2 separate regions of the Homo sapiens genome follow, and region 2 is linked to region 1. Evidence: chromatin loops called from intact Hi-C (ENCODE). Cell type or tissue: heart right ventricle. All regions are shown on one strand. Links, peaks and the distances in the headings refer to the core of each region. The heading gives the core; the rest is flanking DNA. Region 1 overlaps LOC105373177 (a long non-coding RNA gene). Region 2 has its middle 76 kb from the start of MIR3937.

Region 1 (8,511 bases), core at 2,309-7,308:
AGGGTGTTGGTCTGGCCATCTGGTGCAGGAACAGTCGAGCCGTGTGGGAGCCCAGCTGGCACGGGAATCCTTGGCTGTCCCCGGCAAACAGCATGGGGAGGAGAGCTGTGGGATCAATAGTAATTTCCTTCAGAAGAACGGCGATGTAGTGCAGTTGGCAATGGCATTGGGCTTTCCCTGGCACGGAGGCTTCTAAATGTGCTTGGCCCTCTTAGCTAGGAAGTGGACTTACAGCAGAACACTGGACAGGGAAGGGAACAAGGACAGGACTTTCTTGGCCTGAGCCCAAGAGAGGTTGCCAGGTTGGCTGTGGGAGCAAGCTTTCTCTGTGCTTGTATGTCATCGGCAGAAACAACGTAGACACTTTGAGTCACTGATAGAGAGGAAATTGTGGAAGCTGGAACATTCCCGTGGGCCTGCTGGCACCTCCCATGCAACATCCATCTACTCAGCACCTAGGGGAGGCTTCTTTGTGCCAGGAACAGGTGGTAAAGGTGATCTCCATTTCTCACTGTCTAGAGATGGAGGGTAAGGAGTTATCTGACATTTCTGAAGCAGGGCCATCATTGCGGATGGAAATAGTGGCGAGTCTAGGGGCTCAGGGAGTGGCTAGGAGTTCAGAAAGAATGGGTCAAGCTTGAGCTGCCAACTGAAGGATGAGCAGGAGTTTTGTTGGATGGGATGGTGGATTCAGGAGCACACCATATAACTACCCCCTTCAAAGGTTTGGGTGGGGACCGCTGCCCACTTGGAATTGTCCTTAGCTGATAGGAGCTGGCTGAGCTGCCTTGTCCAAGGGAGCGCCCTGCCACCTTCCGGGAGGGCAACTCATTCAATGACTGGTTTATAGGCGGGGGAGACTATGCAAGGACTTACCCCTTTGCCTCAATTTAGGACATCTCTGAAGGGCCATCCCAGCCCCAGAACTTGCCTTGGAGTTGACTGAGGCCTCTGTTGCAACTGCACTGTAGTTCAGCTTCTCCCTCTGCCCCATCCTGCAGCCCTTTCTCCCTCACAGGCATTGTTCCTGACAGCAGCCTCCAATCAGGATCCTATACACCAGTCACCATCTCAGGGTCCATCTCGCACAAAGCCCAGCATAAGCCAGGGAGGGAGGGGTAGCTCTTCTCGGGGAGACAAACAGTGTGCAAACTGTGGCCTGGAGGGTGGGCAAGCTGGCCAGGAGGGAGTGTCCATTCCTGTGGACCAAGCACAGGATTAAAAAAAAAAATCCTAAGAAGCAGATTCTTAATTCCTAAATTTTGGTGGTCAGGGAAGATTCATGGCATAAAGGTCTTGCGTTCCTGTGATTGTGACTGAGGTGTGACCTGTGGCATTTCTTAATATAATTTATATGTTCCTGCATCAGGTCAAGTTTTCCCCCAGCCTACTTTCTTAAGTTGCTCCTGTGTCCCAGTTTGGGCTGGAAAAGTGAGGAAGGGCAAGCGCTTTGGAAGCAGGTAGGCATGTGTTCGTGTCCCTCACTTACTGGTGGTAGAACTATGGGCAGATTCCTTTACCCTTCCGAGCCTGTTTCCTCCCCACCTCACCTCATGTGAGATGGGGATAATGAGATAATGCCTATAAACACATAGCACGGGGCCAGGCATGTAGTAAGCACTCAACAAATACCTTTATTTTCATTCCTGCCATTTTTGCTTCCTTTGCTCAAATTTGCACTCCTTTATCAGAGATGCTTGGTGAGGCCGGGTGCAGTGGCTCACACCTGTAATCCCAGGACTTTGGGGGGCTGAGGCAGGTGGATCACTTGAGCTTAGGAGTTGGAGACCAACCTGGCCAACATGGCAAAACCCCATCTCTATGAAAAATACAAAAATTAGCTGGGTGTGGTGGCACGCACCTGTAATCCCAGCTAGGATTACAAGGCAGGAGAATAGCTTGAACCCGGGAGGCGGAGGTTGCAGTGAGATCACGCTGCTGCACTCCAGCCTGGGCAACAGAGCAAGAGTCCGTCTCAAAAAAAAAAAAAAAAAAAAAAAGGAATGCTTGGTGAGTATCCATTTGGTGTGTGGGTAGGGGGAGGTGGGGGAAAGTGGCCGTGCAGTGGGGAGTGTTGATGGTTTTGATAGTTTTGATAGGAGCAGGATATATAAACAGACCTTCACTTGAGTCCTTTAGAGATTCAGTCTAAAGCTATCCCACATATGGGGCGGCTTAACAGAAGACACAAACTTGCCTTCATCTCCTCCATTTATCAGAGGGGGAAACTGAGGTCTGGAGGGGAACTGATGCCTACAGTTACCAAGTGACATCTGGAGACCCTGAACCCCGGTCTTCCAGTGCCCCAGCCCTTGGCTCACCTGGTCTCCCCAGAAGGGAGAGAAGAAGGCAACCGCTTTGGGGTGAGAGCAGAGCTGCCTCCTGGAGCCTCAAGCGCCAGCCTCTGCTCCTGTTTGTTCCCAAGCTCACCAGAAGGGCACCTCCCTCCTCCCCACTGATGTCAGCCGATGACGTCTGGGCTGCATTCAGGCCATGCTGTCATTTGTCCCATGCTCATTCAGCTGATTAAAAGTCATCAATTGTTTTTTAAGCCACCAGCAGGCGAGCCACCAGGCGCCATTTGTTATTGCTCGGCCATGCTGTGAGATGCTGTTTAAACTCACTGAGCAAAGCTTTCGGAAACCAGAGGCCAAAAGCATTTTTGGAGGAAAGAAAATAGGAGAGAAATGAGTGGGCCCACATCTTTGCCAGAAGGAACAATCAGGCCATGCAGGCGAGGAGCTGGTCCCCCTTTTAGCAGCTCCCACGCAATTCTTTTCAGGGGCCTTTCTCTTGGGGCCAGAGCTGCAGGGAGCCCCCTTCATTTCTCTCCCTTCCGAAATAATCTCCACTGTGGCTAACATTCATTTGGGGAATTTTTTTTTTTAACCTAGTCTCCCTACCTCCAAGTTATCCTCTTGCTTTTTGGCTAGATTAGTGTTCCTACAACACTTCTCCATGCCACTCCTGCTCAACCACCTTCAATGGCTCCTCATTGCCTGTGGAATGAAGATTAAAGCTGTTGCCTGGCATTCGAGTTCTCCACAGTGTGGCTCAGGTCCCTACCTCTGACCTTCCTTGTCACTATACTTTAGCCAAATCACACTTTTCAGCTCCCAGACATGATCCTTGCTCAGCTGTCTTTGTTCACAATGTTCCTTTTATTTGAAATGATGTACTACTTCCCCAGCCCCGGCTCTCAGCATTTTGAACCCCAAGGATCTTCCGATGAGTGTTTTGGAAACTTTGTCCTGGTGTCTTTATGGAGGCCACAGGTCCATATCCTCTTTGTCCCCTTTCAGTCACATGTGCAGTAGACACTATTGATGCCTCACCCATGTCACCTTGTGCTTACCATTTCTGTGCACACAGCTGCCAGCACCTGTATCCCTGTGCCTGGAGCCTGTTTCTGACCACTTGAGCCTTCTCTGTCAAGCAGAAGGTGCCAGGGGGTTAATGCTCCCTGGGAGCAGCCCTCAACCAATGACTGATGGGAGCTGGTGGATAAATACCCCAGCTCCCTCACTCCATGGATGGAATATTCCCAAGTAATTGTTCTGTGCCAGCTCTCAGATCCCCAGTGGGACTGTGCCCCAGTTGCCCACAGCAGTAACCTGCTCATTGGCTACCTTCCCTTCCCTGCCTCCTTCCAGATATACTACTTGTACTTAGACCCTTATCTCAGGGTCGGCTACTGAGGAACCCAAACGCAGACATGTCACTTTGTTTGTTCTGGTCCTTCGTCCTGCTGGACTAGCCCCAGATCCCCTGTAGGTCCCAAAATGGTGCCTGGCCCATAGCAGGTACCTCATAGTAGGTACCAGTAAATGTTGAATGACTTGAATCTGTATTAGAAAATCCTCTAAATGAAATATAAGCAAAACCTGTTTTTCTGTGGATTGTTCTCTCTGCCTGCATATGCCAGGGCCATTCCCACTTCTGTGCTTTAGCCCTGCCACCCCCTGCCTGGTCCTTTCCTATGGAAATCTGTAAGACTTAGCTTTAGCCAGGCACGGTGGCTCATGGCTGTAATCCCAGGGACTTGGGAGGCTAAGGCGGGAAGATTGCTTGAGGCCAGGAGACCAGCCTGGGTAGATAACATGGTGAGACCCAGTCTCTACAAGAAATTTTAAAAATTAGCTGGGCATGGTACTATGTGCCTGTAGTCCCAGCTACTAGGGAGGCTGTGGCAGAAGGATTTCTTGAGCCCAGGAGTTTGAGGCTGCAGTGAGCTATGATCGTGCCACTGCAGTCCAGCCTGGGTGATATTAATAGAATGAGACCCTGACTCTTAAAAAAAAAAAAGACTTACCTTTAGCCTCAGCACTTCCCCACCTTGCACCACCCCCAAGAACACCCTGTCTGCCGCAAGTCAGCCTGCCCTGGTAGTTCCCTTCCCTGAATTGCTACTGAGCTTCAATAGCACTGCCCAGCCTTGCACTTGCCGCTGATTTTGTTACATGTGTTCATTTTTTTCTCCACTGTGCTCTTCCATTCTCAAGGGTAAGTCTCACAATCCCAAGGGCTTCCTGTTAGTCACTTCTCCTTCTGTCCCCAGGAGGAATTCGAAGGTCTGACTCCATTATGAATCAGGGAAGATCAGTGTCATTGGCAAAAACAGCTTTTTTTTTTTTTTTTTTCAGCCATGTCTCAAGAAACTTGCAAGTAAATGCAAGGCTTAGTTGTATGTGGATGGGTGCAGGAGTGGTGGGGCGCACAGAGATGGGGGAGGGGGATCTGGTAGAGAGACCCTGTGGCCATGACCTGCCTTAGCCCCACAAGCTTTTGAGCCCTGTTCTTGAACTCGATATGTCTTGAGTTTCACAGGGGGAATCTCTCACCCAGCTCAATGTGGTTCGCCTTCAGGGGTCCCTGCCAGAGCCTGTCTGGATTAGGCAATCAGGAAAGCCGACGAACACTGGGGAGAAAGACTTACATGGACAGGGCATCCCAGATATCCCCTGCGGGCCTCCTTCCTCATTTCCAAGTTTCCTTATTAGATGGCGGAAATGTGTCTTATTCAGTCAAGAAGGACCCAGGCCAAGGTGAAAGGGGCACGGTTAAGCTCTCTGGGCCTGGAGTCACTCAAGCACCTGGAGGGAGCGTTCTCTCCCTTAGAGACAGTTTTCATTTCCACCTTGCTCAAAACAAAAGCCAGGCGGCTGGAAAAACAAATGCCTGTGCAGGAGTTCTTCTCACATCTATGCTGACTTTTCCAGACCACAGATTGGGACGTGCTGACGGACAGGCATGGGTAGATTTATGGCAGGAGATCAACATGAGATATCGGGGGCAGGAAGTGTGGCCTTCCAGTGCGCAGGGGCTGGCTGTGTGTCCTTGGGGTGGGTGCTGGGCTGGTTGCATAAGGGCCACAGGAAGTGTCCCTCAGGCTCAGGGCATGGGTTTCTCTGTAGTGGCCTGAACTCTGAGAGGAGCATAGGAAGGGAAATGCCTTTCTTCCTTAGTGTGGAGTTGCTGTTACCCTGGAAACGGCCCTTCTGGCCTACAGGGCCTAATAACATTCCTCAAAGTTTTCAGGAGTTGTGAGTTTTGGAATGATGACATGAATGTGGCTTTGTAGGGGCAGAACTCTGCCTCCGGAGTTAGGCGCATGAAGGAAAACACAGCAAAACAAAATGGAAAATGCAGCCTGTGGTTTAGAAAGACTATGGGGTTGTAGAATCGTAGCTGTCGAATGGGAAACTTCTGTGCATCTTTTTCCTTCTTTGATGGTAATTCCTGCGGTGTCCTAGCAAAGTCGGAAGTAGGATTCAAGTTTGGGGATTTTAGAATGCCCCTGGCTATGTACAGGGTTCCTTATTCCTCAAACGGTAGCTCTGTGGATCTCTGCAGTTGTATGGTTGGCTAGGAAAGCAGAAATTGTCATATTACAGAAATATTCAGTAATGAATTTTGCATGAAATTTGCCCCCACGCAGACATCCTTCACTCCTTCCTTATCAGCTACCTATGTCCTGCCCTTTGGTTGCCAGGAAGCAGACCACAGCCCAATACCGTGTGGTGCAACTGTGAAGTCCAGAACTGCTGGATTTTCTGAAATCAAATGAGGACGATGCCGGAGAATTACTTCCATCTCATGAGGAGTCACTAATTGGGATCTTGAGTGAGTTAGCTCGGTTCTCAGCCAAAGAGATGATCCATAGGCAGGAGGCATGATGGGAGTTTCCAAAAGTGGACCTTTTGAAGAACAAAGAATCAAGAGAGACCCTTGGGATAGCTGATGAAGGCCTTGAACCTTTTTGCCAAAATGACCCTGTTTATGATGGTGTGTGAAAGTCAAGGGTGAATTGGAGGCTGTTGTGTCTCTAGATGATTTGGTCGGGGAAAAGAAAAGCTTTGAACTCCCAACCAAACTTGTCAGCACTTTGTTACTGCTAAGAGTGGTGCACAGTTGCACTTAGAAACTCCATTTTCTTAAATATGAAATGACTTATTTTTTCCCCAGCTTCATTGAAGTATGGTTCAACAGAAAAATTGTATATATTTGAGCTATACAATGTTTGATGTATGTATACATTGTGAAATAATTAGGACAATCAAGCTAATTGACATATCCATCACCTCACATAGTTACCATTTTGTGTGTGGTAAGAACACTTGATATTTATTCTCTTAGCAAATGTATACAATACAGTATTATTAACTACAGTCATCATTCTGTATATTAGATCTCCAGAACTTATTCATCCTTCATAACTGAAACTGTACCCTTTGACCAACATCCCATTTACTCCGTGTCCCAGCCCTTGGCAGCCACCATTCTACTCTGTTTCTTTTTGAGATGGAGTCTTGCTCTGTTGCTGAGGCTGGAGTGCAGTGGTGCCATCTTGGCTCACTGCAACCTCTGCCTCCTGGGTTCAAGCAATTCTCTTGCCTCAGCCTCCCAAGTAGCTAGGATTACAGGCACCCACCACCAGGCCCAGCTAATTTTTTTTTTTTTTTTTTTTTTCTTTTTTTTAGTAGAGATGGGAGAGATGGGGTTTCACCATGTTGCCCAGGCAGGTCTCGAACTTTTGACCTCAGGTGATCTGCCCATCCTGGCCACCCAGAGTGCTGGGATTATAGGCGTGAGCCATTGTGTCTGGCCCACTCTGTTTCTATGAGTTCGACTTTTTTAGATTCCATATATAAATGAAACCAAAAATAACTTATTTTTATGATTCAAGTGTCATTTTTGAGATTAAGTCCCAGTTCAATTTTTTCCCCTGTATTTACTTGGAAACCTTGGTCTCTATTTCAATTGGTTCACTGTAAGTGGGCTTTCCCCATGTGGGTTGACCTCAGGTGACAAAGGTCTCCAGCATTTCCAGGAGCTGGCAAGCTTGGTGACTTTGTTTCTCTTTGGTGGAGGGAGAGGATAAAGGCTCCAGAGGATGGAGTGGCATGGGCCGGCTGTTGCCCCACGCAGGATAGGGGGGTAGCATTTAGGGTTGGAGGCTCAGAAACAGTACATGTAAAACTGCCCAACTACCTGTTCAACTTCCTTCACATCTCCCATACCAAATGCTGGAGAAGTTCCTCAAATGTTTCCCACCGTCTCCCTCCTTGTAGCACCTCTCCAATCCATAGCCCCCTCTCCATCTCAGCATGCAGCTACTTCTTCCTCCTGATTTGAAGGCCCAAACCCTTGCCCTCAAAATCCCCCATCACTCTCTCCTCTTTCTTTTTCTTTTCTTCTTCTTTTTTTTGAGACAGGGTCTTGCACTGTCACCCAGGCTGGAGTGCAGTGGCACTTTCATGGATCACTGCAGTCTCAACCTCCTGGGCTCAAGTGATCCTCCCTCCTCAGCCCCCCAAGTAGCTGGGACTACAGGAGTGCGCCACCACGCCCAGCTAAATTTTGTATTTTTTGGTGGAGACAGAGTGTATTAGTCCGTTCTCACACTGCTCTGAAGAAATACCTGAGACTGGGTAATTGACAAAGGAAAGAGGTTTAATTGACTCACAGTTCTGTGTGGCTGGGGAGGCCTCAGGAAACTTACAATCATGGCGGAAAGCACCTCTTCACAGAGTCGCAGGGGAGAGAATAAGTGCCCAGCGAAGGGGGAAGCCCTTTATAAAACCATCAGATCTTGTGAGAACTAACTCTCTATCAGGAGAACAGCATGGAGGTAACTGCCCCCACGATTCAGTGATCTCTACCTGGTCCCTCCCACAACATGTGGGGATTATAGGAACTACAGCTCAAGATGAGATTTAGGTGGGGACACAGCCAAACCATATCCTGAGGTTTCACCATGTTGCCCAGGCTGGTATTGAACTCCTGAGATCAAGCGATCTGCCCACCTCGGCCTCCCAAAATGCTGGGATTACAGGCATGAACCACTGCGCCTGGCCTCTCCCCTCTTTCATAATCGACATCTAGTTGTTAGTAATGCCTGTTGGTCTTACCGTCAAAACACTCCTAGGCCGGGGTTGTTGGCTCACGCCTGTAATCCTAGCACTTTGGGAGGCTGAGACAAGAGGATCCCTCGAGCCCAGGAGTTTCAGA
Region 2 (8,511 bases), core at 2,361-7,360, 73 kb after region 1:
TGTGACTGCTTCACCTAGAAGCGTATGACAGAAGTGACACTATGTGACTCCTGAGACTGGACCATAAAAGGTGATTCAGCTTTCACCTGGTTCTCCCTTGGGGTACTCACCCTTGGGACCCTGCTGCCATGCTGTGAGGAAGCCATGGCTACATGCAGTGCAGCCGAGGCCCCTGGTTTTCAGCTTTGGCTGAGCTCGCAGTTAACCACCAGCTCCAACTTGCCAGCTGTCTGTGAGCCATCTGGGAGGTGAATCCTCTAGTCCCCATCCACGCCTGCCCAAAATGCAGCATCATGAGCAATATCAATGGTTGTCATTGGCTTAAGCATCTAAATTTAGAGGTAGCTTATTGTGCAGTGAGAGATGAATGGAGCACCTAGTGGCTGAGACCAGAGTTCCCAGTGGAAGAGGACGCCGTGGCAAAGCTGTCACCATGCCATGAATTCAGGAGCCCCTGGGTTTCCCCTGAGGAAGGGTTCATGCCCCCCACAGCCTAGAACTGGGCTGAACTTGTGGACATTGTGGGGGGTGGTCTTAGCATGGCAAGCCTGGCTTAGTAGCATACCAGACATATGACATGCGGTCCCTGCCCTTATGGAGTTTGCAAGCTTATTGGGGCGAGAAGACTTACCAGTTCTAAAGTCAGCCAGTGTCCCCAAGGCACCTTGTAGGTCACCTGCTGGTGGACAGAAAGGGCCAGAGGACTTCAGAGAGGGGAATGATGGCAGTTGGTCACGTGATGTGGTGACATTGGCAGCCACCAAAACTTGGGAAGGCTGCTGGTTTGGGGAAAGTGAGGGGTTTGGTTGTAAACACACAGAGTGGGAGGAGGTTTGGGGAGGAGTTGCAGCCGGCTGGCTGAAAAAGCATCAGAGGAAGAGGCAGGGGCCCGGGGCCCTGGGCCCAGACCTCCAACTCTGACAAACTGCCAATGTCACTTTGTATGTCACTTGACTTCTGTGGGCCCCAGTGGTAGGGGCACCAGATAAAATACAGGCCACCCAGTTCAAGTTGGATTTCAGATCAACAAATGAATAATTTTTAGTATAAATGTGTCCCAAATATTGCATGGGACATACTTATGCTAAAAAGGATGTATTGCTTATCTGAAATTCAATTTGAACTGCGTGGCCTGTATTTTTATTTGCTAAATTCGGCAGTCATGGCCAGTGGCCCTATTTGCAAAGATGGGATCTTAGATGGCATCGCTTCCAAGGCTGTGAAGCCTAGAGGCAAAGCAGGCTCTGGATCAAACGCCCTGCCTGGGTAGGATCCCAGCTCTGCCATGGGTCATGGTGTGACCTCTGGCAAGCTACTGTCTTACCTCCTCCAAGCCTTATCTGTAATGGGAATAACTTTGGCCCTTCCCTCACAGGGTAGTTGTGTGGCATCGATGAGACAATGTGTATGAAGCGCTTCATATGGCTAGGCACACGGCACCTGCAAAATTAAAGCGAGATATTATTACTTTTTCTAGTGCCAAAATGCTGTGGTCCTTAGGAAACCATTTATTAAGCAACAGACATCTTCATGCCTTTGTGGGTAAGGCTGTGTGTGTGTGTGTGTGTGTGTGTGTGTGTGTGTGTGTGTGTGTGTCGGGGGGTGGGCATGTAGAGATAAAGAAGTCACCGGCCTCACCCCCTAGGAACAGAAACCTGGTGTCTAGCCAGCAGTTGCAGAGGAATCCACTACCCACTGCGCTCAACGCCCACAGTTAATAACATTGCAAAATGAGGGTTGTGGATGCATTCTCCCTTCCTCGGCATCTTTGCGGGCAGGTTTTTAATTTTAAGCAGGAGAAAACCCATCAGGTATTTGAGGCTCCTGGGGGGCAGCTAATGCTTCCTGTCAAATGCTCACCCTGGGGTGCTTTGTTACCCTGACACCTCCAGAACTTGGAGTCAGCAGCAAATTGCAGGACAAAATTCTTATGCTGCAAGTTTATTGCATATTCATAGAATTTAGGCCATTAGGCAACATTAGCTTTTTTTTTTAACCTTTTATTGAAGTATAACCTACATTCAGAGAAGCCTGAGCGTACAGCTTGATACATTCTTACAAGCTAAGAGCACCCGTGTATAAGAACACCCAGGTAGAGACACAGAACATCAACAACCCCCAAGGAAGTCCCCTTCATGTCATCTCCCAGTTGCTGCTTCCTCAAGGGAGGTGTCCCCACCTTACACAGAGAGTAGTTTTGTCTATCTTTGAATCTTATGTAAATGGAATCATACAGTTTGTCTTCTTTTGGGTCTGGCTTCTTTTGTTCAACATTATCATGGTGAAATTTATCCGACTTGTGGAGTGTAGTTGTAGTTTGTTCCTTCTCATTGCTGTGTAGTATTCCATGTGTGACAATTCCACCATTTATTTACCCACTGCTGCCAATGGGCTTTCGGGTAGGGTTAGCTTTGCTATGGACATTCTAGTACATGCCTTTTGGTGGATCCCGGCAACTCCTTTCTGTGAAGTAGAGCTAAGGGTATGCTTATGTTCAGCTTTAGTCGAAAAGGCCAAATGGTTTTCCATAACATCAACTTTTCATTCCTAAGGCTGAACATATCGGAGAAAGGAAAACATACGTAGTTAAATATCTTTTGATACCTTTTACGTTCTAAGAAATTAGCAAAATCAAAGTGGAACAAGGAAGGAAATTTTCACTTTCAACCTGTGTGGTGAAAAGCTTTGGAAGTGTTTTTTAAAAAGCGACCTGTTCCATCAACTCTGCCAGCTCTTTCTACCAGAAACTTCTTGTTTGTCTTCATGGAAACAGGGATGTAAAATAGAGAAGTTAACATGCACGCGAATGCCCTGGAGATCTTGTTAAAAATGCTGATTTTAATTCAGTAGGTCTCAGTGGGACCTGAGATTCCATACAAGCTCCCAAGTGATGGTTATACTGCTGGTCTGAGGACCACACTTCAAGCAAGGGCCACCCACTGGCGCTCAATATCAGACGGTTGGTGGTCACACTGTCTGGCTCTCACCTGGTTCATCTACTTCTTGAGCATGGATAGTGCATCTGTTGGCAGGCCCTGGGGCTAGAAATAGGGAAGGCCTTACAGCAGGACAAGAAAACAAAAAATACTGGGCTTTGGAATCTAAAAGAACAATGATCATGTCCTGGCTTAGCTTTACTGGTTGTGTGACCTCAGCAGGATACCTAACCTTCCTGAGCCTTAGTTTCCCTCTTGGTGAAATGGGGTAATAGTACCCACACTGCAGGGGTGTTGTGGGAAATGTCTGTTGGATGCTGTGCACATGCTGGGCTGCTGATAAATGCTGGTTATTATTTTTCCTGATGCACTCTCCGATATTTGTTGTAAGTAGGTAGGACAAAAATACATACAAATCATGCAAGTATCGGTGCATACAAAAACACATGGTAAAGAGCTCACAGTCCAGCCACACAGTCCAAAACAAATTCTTCCAATAAAGCTGATAATTGTCACAAGCTACTGTGTGGCAATTATTATCTTTATTTGTGTGTGTGTGTGTGTGTGTGTGTGTGTGTGTGTGTGTGTAAGACACTGTAGGGAGACAGAGGAGAGGGTGAGAATCTCTGGAGGGAATAAAAGGTGGCCTTACAGAAGGGAAACTGGGTTTTGAAGGGTGAGTAGGAGCCTGCCAGGCAGACAAGGCTGGAGGTAGGTGAGGGAGGGGGAGTTCATTCCACTCAGCAAATAGCATGTGCATAGGCACAGAGGCACAGAGAGGCCCAGTGGTTCATGTGGTGGGGAAAGGCTGGATGCAGGGTTGAGGGGCTTTGACTCCTACCCTAAAGGGCACAGATGGGCACCCCAGTTAAAATGTATAGCAAACCATGGGCTTCCTGGCTGTCCTTTCTGGGGCGCTTTTCCTACTTCAAGGAAATCCTATCCCTATTCTTAGCTTTGGCAAGCCTAACATGCGAACACTCTTCCTCAGCCGTGACAAAGTGTGCTGCGAGAAAACATCTGTGGCTGGGTGCAGTGGTTCACACCTGTCATCCCAGGACTTTGGGAGGCCAAGACGGGTGAATCGTTTGAGGTCAGGAGTTCCAGACCAGCCTGGGCAACATAGTGAGATCCCGTCTCTACCAAAAACAAAATAAGAAATGAGCGCTTATGGTCTCAGCTACTCGGGAGGCTGAGGTGGGAAGGTTGCTTGAGGCCAGGACTTTGAGGCAGCAGTGAGCCGGATTGTGTCATTGCACTCCAGCCTGACAGGGCGAGATCCTGACTCAAAAAAGAAAGAAAAAGAAAACCATCTGTGATATACCCCTGTGACTCAACCAGGAGTTCCTGCTTTCTGGTCAGGGACTCCAAGACTGAATTTAGAATTGGAGGCTCAGAGAGTGGGTGGGGGGTGCAGTTGTTCACACCACCTCCTAAAGGTAAGTCCTGGGCTCTGGCAGGCCCTGCGTCACACACTGTCTGCCACCCACCCAGCCCCGTGGGACATGTTGCCCATTGAGATGCTCCAGGCCTGAGCTCAGAAAGCAACTCCCAGCTGCCCCTTGGGGACCAGCGAGACACCCTTCTGGTGTGCCGGAGCTCCTTCTGCCTGCTGGTCACCTCCTCTCTTGCCAAACAGTGTGCTGGCACAAGCCAGGAAGCTGAGGAGACTGTTGGGTTTGGCTCCTGAAGGTGGGCCCGGGGCCAAGGCATTGTGTCCAGCCAGCCCTTGCCGGAGGATAAACTGTGACGCGTGGGCCAGGCGGCTGCTCAGGAAGGAGATTCAGCAAGGCCTCTGGACACAGCGCTCTATTCTTGATCCAGAGCCAGGGCCAAGCCAGCTTCCCCGCCTGTCCTTGGTGCTTCCTAAGACAGGCAACATTGGCAGGGGAGGAGTGGCTAGAGACCCTCTACTCAGGGGCTTTCTACATTCTTGATTTTGAAGTAGCAGAACCCCTTTTGCTAATCAAAATCATGTTCATCTGTAGCCATAGTTGTCAAATGGGCTGAAGGTGGGCTGTGAGCTGGCTCTGGGAGGGGCAGGGTGGAGACCCACACCCAATCTTGGCCGCTACCAGGCCCCGGCCCATCCTTGGGTCCCCTCAACACAGCTTTCAAAACCACAACCTCAGCCAAACCCCTCGCTTTTCAGTGGAGGAAATTCATGCCAGAAAAGGGCGGGGGAGGTTGGGGGAGGCAGAGAGGTAGCTCGAACCCTGGTCTGCTGTCTCTTGGGGCCAGCCTCGTGGATAGCGAAGTGCTTCGGGCCACTGTGCTGTGGAGAATAGAGGCAGGTTCAGGTTCCTTAAGCCTGAGAAGCCTCCTGCTCTTAAATGCATCTGAGCCGGAGACTGGCTGGACACTGCCCACATTTGGGGGTTCCTTCAGGGAGGGCTGCTGGGCCAGGACCCAGGCCTCACAGGGGTCCATGGGGCTACCTTCTCCCAGAGCTCACTTGGGCTCTGTGCCTCTCCTCGCTGGGCACAGGGACCCCTTCACCTCCTGGGGGGCCCTGATTGACAGACCCTTCTTCCCCGACAGCAGAGTCAGCCGGCAACCTCTCCCTTCAGCAATCCCCCCCTCCCCCTCCCTCTTCCCCAGCCATTAGATAGGAAGCTGCTATATTAATGTCCCTTCTTCTTTCTGGCCAGTGGTATCACTGCCATGTCCCCCCCTCCCACCTCCACCCTAATGATTTGTCCTGGCAGCAGAAACATTACAGCGATGATTTCATGTAGAATTTCATTTGCTGTTTTTTTTTTTAATCCCTTGAAGAAGGGGCTGAGCGATTAATGGGTCTTTGAGAGATCAAAGCTCTATGTGGCAAAGAGCTAATAATAATCGTAGCTAACATTGATTGGGGACTTTGTATGTGCCCGGCACCATCTCACAGGCACAACAAACCTTTGAGATAGGCACTGTTTATCATTCCCATTACTGAGACACAGAGAGGCCAAGCCAGGACCAGTGGTCACATAGCCCCAAGTGGTAGCATCAAGATTGGAGGGCATGGTGGTGTGGCTTTGCAGTATTCAATCACCTGGCTATGCCACCTTGTGAAGGTTTGAGGGGAGCACTGGACTGGGAGTCCAGGAAACAGAACAAAATTAGCTTTCAGGCCCTCTCCCATCCTGTGTGCTGCAGCTAGTCAGAGGTCAAGTTGAATTTCAATCACCTAGAAGCTTGAAGGCTGCTGGGTGGGGACTACGCATGGTTAATGTTGCTCTGTGTGGTGCCTCGGCATGGCTCATGGTCCACATGGAAGGCAGCCAAGACTCCATCACTCTTTCATTATCTGAGCAGGTCATTCTGTACCTCAGTTTCCCCATCTCCTTTCTTAAGAGATGATCATGGATACCATTTGTTAAGCACCTACTATGTACTGGCAGCTTTATGTAAAATAGATCTACTCCTCATGGCAATCCTGAAAGGTACATATTAATAGCCCTTTTGAGAGATGAAGAGATTGAGGTTCAGAATTCACTACCTTGGCTCAAGGCCACACAGTGAGTGGTTAAGCAGGTTCCAATCCAGACTTACTTAGACGACAAAGCCCAGGCTATTTTCTACCACCTCTAGCTCCCTCCTTTAAAAAGAAAATAGCTACCATGTGCCAGGCACTTCTTGAGAATGATTTCCTTTCCTGCAACACTCCTGAGAGGTCATGATTATGACTTTCATTTTACAGATGATAAAACAGGTTCAGAGAGGTTTTGTAGGTTGCACAAGGTCACACAGCTTAGTGGTGTTAGGTCTGGTTTTCAAACCTGGGTCTGTCTGTGTCCAAGCTCTCCCTCTTTCCATGATGTCATATATGTGAAACGGCAATTAACTAAACATGCCAATTTCTCCAGATAGCCAGAGGTTATCTGGCTGTTTGTCACCTTTTGAGGGGCAGAAAAAAGGGAATGTTTTAAAAGCTAATGTTAGGAAAAATAGGTGAGACACTTGGGAAAACCCCCTGACTGTAAAAGGTATAAGGCACAGGAGCAAGAATCCAGCAGAGGGTGAGGGACTCAGTCCATCTGTCCATTCATCCATCCATCCACTTGTTCACCCATCCATCCAGCCATCCATCCAACCATCCATCCATCCATCCATCCATCCTCCCATCCACTCATCCATCCATCCATCCATCCATCCATCCATCCTCCCATCCACTCATCCACTCATCCATCCATCCATCCATCCATCCATCCTCCCATCCACTCATCCATCCCTGATCTTTGAGGAGAGACCAGGAGCCTTGGGATGTTCTGCTGGCCTGTCTGCTTTGTAAGTCTGTGTCTCGTGTCCCAGGTGTGATCTCAAGGAAGGGAGGTGCCTCCTGGTGCAAAAGGTAATTATGCAGAGGAACCTCAGGCCCCATACATGGAGGAGGTTCTCCTCACTGACGCCTGACCTCTCCAAAGGGCAGAAAGCAGATTTTATGGACATCTCTAGGGTTTGGGATGCACGTTGGCTTTCAGCTCAGGAAGACACCTGAGGCTGGAGAACCTGAAACAGGGACAGAGATTGATGATTTATTAAGGTAACTCTGAGATCCCCCTATCTTTCTGGGTCCAGGATTTACACCAAAGGGAACCTCCACTTTATCTCTCCTTCCCACACCCATGTCTACATGGCAGATGGGAATTCAGGGTGTAGAGGGTGTGGTGGGGGCAAGGGAGAGGAACAGGAAGACAGTTCATTCAGAACTCTCATGTGGCATTTGTGGCTGCTGCTTCCACTTCATTGATCAGATTTTTCCCAATTTGCCAGGCTTGGGAAACTGATCTGAAAGGTTGCTCAGAACATTTTGGGGATCTGTCCTTCAGAATCTACCCAAGAACATTTGTCCCCTTCTGAGTCTGGTCCCAGCCTCCATGGGGCTTCAGACTGCAGTATGAGCTTTTTAAACTCAGTTTTTCCTCTTTCTATGCTATTGGCCCTGATCCCTTTGAGAACCTTCCGTGGCCCTCACAGCTTTATCTGCTACTTCCCCAGCATGGTTTGACAGTGAGGCCTCTGTTGTGGCATTGGTGTAATCCAGTTCAGCAAATATTTACTGGGCCTGATCCCTGCCAAGAACCATGCAAGACCTGGGAGACAAACGCACCCTGCAGCCAGTGGCCTGGGAACTTCTGTTCGTTAACCCCATCTACAAGGAGACAGCCTTGTGAGTCCTTTTTGCATGAACTATCTCATTTAGCCCTCAACTCAATGCCCATTTTTCAGATGGCAAAACCGAGGCCTTGAGAATTTCCCCTTTATCCTATTTCACTCAGCTCATGCCACAGAGATGAGATTTGCACTTATTTTGATTTCAAAATCTATATTTTCATCACACTCCTTTGACTCACTTGGGCCAAAGCCTCAGTTTCCTCAGATGTGTGATGGGGACAATTTTATTCGCAACCTTAAAAGAATGTTGTGAGAGTCTTTTGTTTTCTTTTCCTTTCCCTTTCTCTTTCTCTCTTTCTCTCTTTCTTTCTTTCTTTCTTTCTTTCTTTCTTTCTTTCTTTCTTTCTTTCTTTTCCTTCTTTCTTTCTTTCTTTTCTTTCCTTCTTTCCTTCTTTCTTTTTTTGAGATAAGA

What was found. Hi-C counts contacts between places; a loop is a spot of excess contacts. Peaks named below come from ENCODE experiments on the same cell type or tissue, not always from the same donor. Only the 100,000 strongest peaks of a DNase experiment are listed, where the experiment ranks them.
Region 2: it touches region 1 in a loop (7-fold over the local background); 40 of 110 quality-filtered maps call a loop at or near these places.

What each region holds. Positions count from the first base shown.
Region 1 is chrX:39,805,562-39,814,072 of GRCh38, reverse strand. It overlaps LOC105373177 (a long non-coding RNA gene), which reads right to left. Exons shown (of 2, transcript XR_949024.3): 2 at 5,640-6,197. Among named protein-coding and RNA genes, the nearest start is that of MIR1587, 28 kb to the left of the region's middle. In heart right ventricle, for the core only: no CTCF peak of the experiment used is centred there; no DNase peak of the experiment used is centred there; H3K27ac peaks cover 1,021 bases.
Region 2 is chrX:39,732,519-39,741,029 of GRCh38, reverse strand. No RefSeq gene overlaps it. Among named protein-coding and RNA genes, the nearest start is that of MIR3937, 76 kb to the right of the region's middle. In heart right ventricle, for the core only: no CTCF peak of the experiment used is centred there; a DNase peak (open chromatin) is centred at 4,659; H3K27ac peaks cover 1,256 bases.